2 separate regions of the Homo sapiens genome follow, and region 2 is linked to region 1. Evidence: chromatin loops called from intact Hi-C (ENCODE). Cell type or tissue: A673. All regions are shown on one strand. Links, peaks and the distances in the headings refer to the core of each region. The heading gives the core; the rest is flanking DNA.

Region 1 (4,401 bases), core at 151-4,150:
CTACACATCAGTCCCCCAGCTCCTGCACAGTTTTGCTTATAACAGTCCTGTCCCTGCACCCAAGACCCTTTTGGGAGTCTGCCCTTGGGCTGCTGGAGTTACTCTGCCTGCATCTAGAGAGATAGAGAGTGCTTGGGAGTTTATGTCTTCCCCCTGTAGGGTAGCTCATAGTCAATAACTGCTTGATGCAGAGTATGAAAGCCTCATGCCCTTTGTCTCCAGTTGAACATACTCTGAGGTGTTATTTAAACTCTGCAACTTCCCTACAGTATCAGACTAAGACTGCAACTTTGCCTAACATTTGCACACTTTCTCAGTTTCTTTTCCTTCCTTGTCCTACTTTCTCCATGCCTTTATTAGCTTTTCCTGGGAGCACTTCCTTAACTGATCATTTATGTAAAAATCCTTGCCTTAAGATCTGCTTCCGGGGAATCCACCTTTTGACATAAGGTAAACTACTTCTTCAGCTATGTATTATCATAGTCACTGTCATAACATTATATGACAGCTACAACATATGTCATCATATCATAACATTATCATGATAGTTGTAACAACTATTTTTCTCCATTACAGATAGCTATTTCATTGTGTTCACAGCAAGTTTATGAACTTCTCAAGCATAGGAACCATGTGATATACTTTTATGTCCTCAGCATATGGCTCAGACCCTTGCACATTGTAGGTGATCAATACTTGTTGAATAAACAAGTGGATTAATGAACCAACTCTTTTTTTTTTCTTTTTCTTTTTCTTTTTTTGAGACAGAGTCTCACTCTGTTGCCCAGGCTGGAGTGCAGTGGCACAATTTCGGAACACTGCAACCTCCTCCTCCCGGGTTCAAGCATTTCTCCTGTCTCAGCCTCCCAAGTAGCTGGGACTACAGGCGTGAGCCACCATGCCCGGCTAATTTTTTTTTTTTTTTTTGAATTTTTAGTAGAGATGGGATTTTGCCATGTTGCCCAGGATAGTCTCAAACTCCTGAGCTCAGGTAGTCCGCCTGCCTCAGCCTCCCAAAGTGCTAGGATTACAGGCGCGAGCCACTGCTCCTGGCCTCAACTCTTCATATGCATTTGAGAGTCATCATAAATAATAAATGGAACAATTGTTTTGGAAATTACTTTTAATAGTGAAATAGAATTTGGGGTTTTCCTCTTTGCTATAAGCAACATAAATGTAAATTCTTTCTTTCATTCTATTCACAGCTTAATCTTCATCTTCACATACTGATGTTTATCCAAAAGTGAAGCTTTCAGAATAGGTTTCCCAACAGCCCAGTTTCTCTCTCCATTTCCCTCCCTCTCAAGTAGACTCACACAGAGGTTCCTGGCCTTCTTACAGAGTTCCCCATCCCTCGACTCCAATATCATCCCTATCATCCCCCCATCTGTCTCCCATTTGGCAGCCCATATGTAGCAGTACCCTTCTTTTCCCCAGAGGAACAGCCAGTCCCTGCTGCTGAACAGTTTGTGACAACACAACTCCAGATCATGGAATGGTCAGCTCTGGGTATAAGCACTGGTTCACCAAACTATAATGGAAGCAGAGAATAAAATAGAACAGTGGAAGCCATTGGTGAGGAGAGTGTAAGAATGGAGCCCTGTAATGGGGTCCTGTGAGGCAAAAGGAGAGAAATGGTGGGAACACCTCCATTTGGAGGATTTATAAATTCAGGCCTCGGACCTAAGATTGGAAAAGGCAGTGACTTCAGTTTATACAACATGTGAGAGCCCTGGTAGCTCTTATTAATGATGTGTTTTGGCTTTGATCTTGATAATATTTTTATCCTATAACACAACTATCATCAGATCACTCTTTGATTTGATGGAGGAAGGAGATAAAGAACATTGCACACCCTTTTAAAAGATGAGATGTAGGAGGCAGAGGAACTGAGATACCAGTGACTTTATTTTTCACTTTTTCCTCTCAGTCCCTCTCTCAATACTCTGTGCATTCTCAAACTTGTGCTGTCCATGAGATTCCCAATTACCACTTGCCATCTAGCATCTAGTCTTTCCTTCTTACTTTGGAAAATGTAACAAATGTTTATAGCATTGTAATTTATATACAAACTTTACTTTTTCACTTTCAAAGTTTTATACCTTATATAAACTTGTTTAAATTGTTCCATCAGTATTTTTTTTCTTTCTATCTATGAAAATTGTGCATTTGAGGTTAAGATAAAACAAATCAAAGTTTTTCCATTGAAACAAATGAAAATAATTTCTTATTTAACAGCTTTGAACTTAATAGCAATGTTTTGGAAATAAATTAATTCATGAACTTGTTTAAATTGTTCCATTAATATTTTTTTCTTTCTATCTTTGAAAATTGTACATTTGGGATTAAGAAAAAACAAATCAAATTTTTTCCATTAAAATAAATGGAAATAATTTCTTATTTAACAGTTTTGAACTTAACAGCAGTGTTTTGGGAAATAAATTAATTTGTAAAGTAAAGGCTAGGTGTACTAGTTTATCCCTCCCACTAGACTCGTAAATTCCATGTGTGACTCATAGTTAACACCAAACAAGATTTCTTGAATAAAATAAAATTTTAAAATATTAGTTACTATTAACAAACTTAGTTACTTAGCAAAAGCTATTAGCTTTGGAAATAAGTGGATTATAAGTCTAAAGGCAAAGGAACTGCATGTAAGCACTGTACTTTAGTTAGTAAAGTTGTTTCCCATGGGAGCATGGGTTGACTATTCTGAAACCACTATATGTATATACTGAAATTGGATAATTAAACATAGATGGTGGATAATTTCATTAACAATTTAACTAGTGCCAGCTCCCTTTTTACATCTGCAGAAGATGTGATTTAGGTGGTGTAACAATCTAAGACTGACAGGACATAGATTGCACACCCAAACAACATTGTTAAGCAGAGTTAATGAAGAGACTATCTATGGTGATGAGGCCAGGACTGAAAAAAAATAATAATAACAGAAGTAGAAACACCAAGAGGCTAGCAACAGCAAGGGTCTGTATCCCTGAAGAGAAAAGGGAATCTCAGATAAGGCTGTGGCTCTAGCAGAGGCTGTAGGAGAGGACCACTGATGGAAACAGTGCCTTCATTAGAGGAAGGCAACCAGTGCCAAGTCCTGGCCAGGAAGGAAGTTGGCTGCAAGGAAAATACTCCAGTCCCTCCCCCCACCACCCTCAAGCCTCCTGCCAGTGGCTCTCATTGGCCAAATGCAAATGAAAGAGAACAAGGAAAGATTCCAGTTGATGAATTCCATATAAATCAATCTCCTGGGCACAGAGAAAAGTGGAAAAGGGTGGAGTGCAGATCTAGCAGGACAAATAGAGAATAACAAGCACATGATTAATCTAATACAGAAAATTGGCTGAGCACACCAAAGACCAAGCCCATTTCTTTCATAAATTTTTCAACTGTTTAACTCTATTTATCTCTGTATCTGGATGAATCAAGTCTTTGGACAGAGGTGTTTTGGGGTTGACTGGTCATAGCTTAGAAGGCATAATACCTAAATAGCTAACTATATGACTGTGTGATATGGAATATTTAAAGAAGCTTCTATCCACCCCAACTGTCCACTGGCAAATTCTGAATACCAGTGTACTTTTAATCATGAGGTCTGAATAAAAAGACAAATACTTTTCATGACCTTGACAGATAGATTGAGATCTTTTTATAAAAAGCTTCAAAACCTATTTAAACTTTTTGTTTGCCATAAAGATCTAGCTAAACTTCCATTTCTCACTCCGTCCCCTTTGTTTTTGCCTAGATGGGGTGAGATGAAAGGAGTTAACTTCACTAAACTCATCTCTTTTGATAAAGACTGAAGACCTTGATCAGGTTTCTTTCTAATACTGTTAATCCAAATTGTCCCACAGCATAAGCTTGTTCTCAAAACAGTTGAAGCTGAATGTTGTTCAGCATTTAAACTGAATCACCACTTGTTTTTAACCAAAGTTATTTTTATTTCAGCCAATTGCCCTTTAAACACTAAACTCAAAGGAAAGTTTGAATTTCAAAAGTAAGAATTGCTCTGACTATAGTGTGCAAGACTTTTGGTCCTCCTCTTCCAGTTTGGCTAGCCTTTCATTTCTCTCTCCTAGCACTTCTGAGAACGAAGAAACTGTATATCTTCATTGTTTAAGATAATCCTCATGCCTCATCACTTGAAGTATATTGTTGCCTAACAAAGACCTACCTTCCCACATTTGTATTTACCTGCTTGTTTTACATCTTCTAACCAGCCAAATAGATGATGGTCACTGTACATTCATATAGATGGGTATACCACCATACTTCTAAGAAATGCTTTCTCCTGAAGGCAGAATTCTGCTGGTGCCTGTTCTAACAATCCAAAGAAATTAAAGGAATTTTCTATCCAAATGAGTACTGACTCTCCATGTTTATTGAATT
Region 2 (4,401 bases), core at 99-4,098, 56 kb before region 1:
GCATTTTAAGACCCCAGTTCCATCTTAGTTCAGTGACTCTGAACTAAGAACCTACTCTAAACTCAGGCTTTAGAAGGCTCATCCCAAGCCAGACCTGACTCCTGAGCTGGCCAGGTAGTGCTAGGATACCCACCCATCCCAGCTAGAGTTCCTCAGACCGGGTTCTACCATAATATGTTGTCTTGAAATGGTTTTGTTTACTTCCACCAAGCACAAGCCAGGAGCTAGAAAATAGAAGGGAGGTCCTACCTGTGTAGCCACTCCAGAACACAAGACAAGGAACCCTCAAGCAGGTTTGTGGGTGAAAATCTTCTGATCTAGGCTTAGATAATCCAGATACTTAGTTAGGAAAGTAACTAAGCCTTGATTGTAACTCACTTTCAGACTCACAGGTCATCTCATTAATCCAATACAGTTGAGTGTCCCTTATCCAAAATTCTTGGGACCAGAATTGTTTTGGATTTCAGGTTTGTTTTTCAAATGGTGGAGTATTTACACTATACTTCCCATTTGATCATTACTAATCTGAAACTCCAAAACCTGAAATGCTCCAATGAGCATTTCTTTTCAGCTTCATCTCAGCACTCAAAAAGTTTCTAATTCTGGAGCATTTCAGATTTCAGAGTTTTGGATTAGGAATGTTCAATCCGTACTTGTATTATGTGTGTTTCTGGCTTTGAAATTTACAAAAAGCTTTTTCATACATTCATCCTATTGATGCCCTTGGGATGGCTTTGTACAAACAATGTCAGGTCAGAGCTGGAAATGCTGCTTTGTGCTCATATGTCCCAGTTTTTCAGTCTTTTTTTTTTAATGTAAAATTTTTAATTTCTGTGGCCACATAGTAGGAGTATATATTTATGGGGCACGTGAGATGTTTTGATACAGGCATGCAATGTGAAATAAACACATCAGGGTAAATGGAGTATCCATCATCTCAAGCATTTATGCTTTTCTTATGTTACAAACAATCCAATTATGCTCTTTTAGTTATTCCAAAATGTACAATGAATTATTGTTGACTGTAGTCACCCTGTTGTGCTATCAATTATTAGATTTTATCTATTCTAACTATACTTTTGCACCCATTAACCATCCCCATTTCCCACCCAACCACACTACTACTCTTCCCAGCCACTGATAACTACCCTTCTACTCTCTATGTCCATGAATTCAATTGTTTTAATTTTTAGATCCCATAAATAAGTGAGAACAAGTGATGTTTGTCTTTCCATGTGAGGCTTATTTCACTCAATATAATGTCCTTCATTCTTTTTTCTTTTTTTATGGCTGAATAGTAATCCATTGTGTCTATGTACTGCAATTTCTTTATCCATTCATCTGTTGATGGACACTTAGGTTGCTTCCAAATCTTGGCTATTATGAATAGTGCTGCAATAAACATGGGAGTGCAGATATCTCTTCAGTACACTGATTTCCTTTCTTTTTGGCATATACCCAGTAATGGGATTGCTGGATTGTATGGTAGCTCTATCTTCAGTTTTTTTGAGGAAACTCCAAACAGTTCTCTATAGTGGTTGTACTAATTTGCATTCCCACCAACAGTGTACGAGGGTTCCCTTTTCTTCACATCCTCCAGTTTCTCAGTCTTATTCAAATGCACATTTATAGGATGTTTTCATATCTAATCTTTGTTTTCACTCTGAAAACAAATCTTATTTTTTCTTTTAACTTTTCATTTCGATTTTTCACTTCTAACATCACCTGTGATTCTCATACATTCCTCCTGGCAATATGACTTTTTCTTTATCCACTTTTCCAGCAGCTACCATATGCCTTCCATTGTGCTAGTTAATCAAAGTAGAGAGACTATTACCAAATAATAGAAGACGTGGGTTCTTTTCATGGGTTGCTCATAAGGGAATTAGGAAGAAGTGGTGACACTAAGCTAGCATTTATGGGTCTCTCTAAAGCATTTTAAATATACTAACTAAATTAATGTTCACAACTACACCATGTGTTTAAATATTATATCTACACAGTTAGATGAGGAAACTGAACAACAGCAAAATGCTTAATTAGCTAATCAACATGCAGCTAAACAGCGAAGCTCAAAGCCACAATTTGAAATGTCAGTCTAACTTCTTAACCAGTTTGTTACACAGTTACTCTGTCTAATGTATAAATAACAAAATAATTGGAGATATATCATAATATGTAATAAAATATTAAATATTATAATCAATACAGGCATGGAAATAAGGAAATCATCACCATTAATTATGTAGTATAATATAGTTTGTATATTTGTCCTCTACAAATCTCATGTTGATATTTGATCCTCGATGTTGGAAGTGGGGCCTAGTGGGAGGTATCTGAGTCATGGGGGCAGATCTCTCATGAATGGCTTGTTGCCATCCTCACAGTATGAATGAGTTCTTGCTCTATTAGCTTCCACAATGATTGATTGTTAAAGAGCCTAGCACCCCCTCCCCCTCTCTTTTCCTCTCTCGCCATGTGAAGCTGCTCTTCCCTGCTTTCTACCATGAGTGGGAGATGCCTGAGGCCCTCACCAGAAGCAGATACTGACATCATGCTTCTTGTACAGCCTGTGGAATCTTCAGCCAGATAAACCTTTTTTCTTTATAAATTGTCCAGCCTCATGTATTCCTTTATGGCAACACAAAAGGACTAAAACATCATATAAGCATCACGAATAAAATGAGGTTGAAAAGTAAGCTGGGATCTCCAAGGAAGGCTTATCTTTGTTTCCCTTTTTCTGAGTGTAGTTGTTAAGCCACAGAAGTTGAAATCTCTACTCTCTTGTCCTGCCTTTGGATGCTACACCCATCACTGTGTTGACACAGCTCTTAAAGGTGCTCGCTTAATCAATGGATCCAGTGACTTTTCCATCCTGACAAGGCCAGTCATTACCATGGATGAGGTCCAGGCTTTCTGAAGTTGCTTCTACCAGCTGTCTTCTCTAGCAGCCAAATGCCATATTCTATCATCAGCCTGGCTGCATAACCTTGCATAAACTACTTAAAAACCTTCTGCCTCAGCTTCTACTTCTATAAAATGGAAATAATATTAGTACCTACTTAACAGGGTTTTGTGAGGATGAGGTGAGCCAATACCTGTAAAGTGCTTTAAATAATCCTGGCACATGAGGTTGAGAAGCAAGCTGGGGTCTCCAACGAAGGCTTTTTTTTTTAACATTAATAAAATATTTAATAAAGAGTAGCTCATTAAATGCACATGGCTCATTAAATGCCACTCTTTATTAATTTTTTTATGATGATTTTCTAAGTGATGTTTCACTCTGCAGTTTGCCTCACATCTCTTCTTCCCACATTTCAGAGATCTTGGCTGAGGTTCAACCATTATTCTTGTATCTTTCTTCCTGTGTCCTCTCTTCCCCAGAAATCGTATCTGCCCCTGAAGTTTCAGTGATTGTTTACATGGGTTCAGTATCCCTTATTTAAAATTCATGAGACCAGAAGTGTTTCAGATTTCAAATAATTTTGGATTTTGGGATATTTGCATTATACTTACTGATTCAGCATTCCTTATCCAAAGATCTGAAATCTAAAATCCTCCAATAAACATTTCCTTGGAGTGTCATGTCAATGCTCAAAAAAAAAAGAAAGAAAAGAGAAAGAGAGAAAGAGAGAAAGAAAGAAAGAAAGAAAGAAAGAAAGAAAGAAAGAAAGGAAGGAAGGAAGGAAGGGAGAAGCAAAGAAAGAAAGAAAGAAGAAGGAAAGAAAGAAAGAAGAAGGAAAGAAAGAAAGAGAAAGAAAGAGAGAGAGAAAGAAAGAAAGAAAGAAAGAAAGGAAGGAAGGGAGGGAGAAGCAAAGAAAGAAGAAAAAGAAAGAAAAAGAAAGAAAGAGAGAAGGAAAGAAAGAAGGAGAAAGAAAGAAAGAGGAAGAAAGAAAGACAGAAAGAAAGAGAGGAGGAAAGAAAGAAAGAGAAAGAAAGAAAGAGGAAGAAAGAAAGAAAGAAAGAAAGAAAGAAAGAAAGAAAGAAAGAAAGAAAGAAAAGAAAAGAAAAAAGAAAATGCCAAAGTGACAAAGGTGATGGGATGTTACTCCCATGATTACATTATGTTATATAACACTCCAACTTAGCAGACTGGAGCAAGAGAGACTCCTTGCTGGCTTGATGAATTAAGCAGTTACATTGGAGAAACCCACACAGCAAAGAACTCCAGACAGGACTGCAACAAAATGTGAGTCCTCAGTTATATAGCCTCAAGAAAATGAATTCTGTCAATAGCCTGGCTGAGCATAGTAGATTCTTTGAGCCTGTTGAGCCTCCTGAGAAAACACAGCCTGATTGATACCTTCATTACAGCCTTGTGTTACCCTCAGGAGAGGACCTTGCTAAACCATGCCCAAACTCTTGGCCCATAGAAACTATGAGATAACAAATGTTTATGTA

What was found. Peaks named below come from ENCODE experiments on the same cell type or tissue, not always from the same donor. Only the 100,000 strongest peaks of a DNase experiment are listed, where the experiment ranks them.
Region 2: it touches region 1 in a loop (5-fold over the local background); 1 of 110 quality-filtered maps calls a loop at or near these places.

The regions. Positions count from the first base shown.
Region 1 is chr12:28,729,159-28,733,559 of GRCh38, reverse strand. The region is part of intron 2 of LOC105369711 (a long non-coding RNA gene); the gene reads left to right. Among named protein-coding and RNA genes, the nearest start is that of FAR2, 420 kb to the left of the region's middle. In A673, for the core only: no CTCF peak of the experiment used is centred there; no DNase peak of the experiment used is centred there.
Region 2 is chr12:28,785,368-28,789,768 of GRCh38, reverse strand. All of the region lies in intron 2 of LOC105369711 (a long non-coding RNA gene), which reads left to right. Among named protein-coding and RNA genes, the nearest start is that of FAR2, 360 kb to the left of the region's middle. In A673, for the core only: no CTCF peak of the experiment used is centred there; a DNase peak (open chromatin) is centred at 2,388.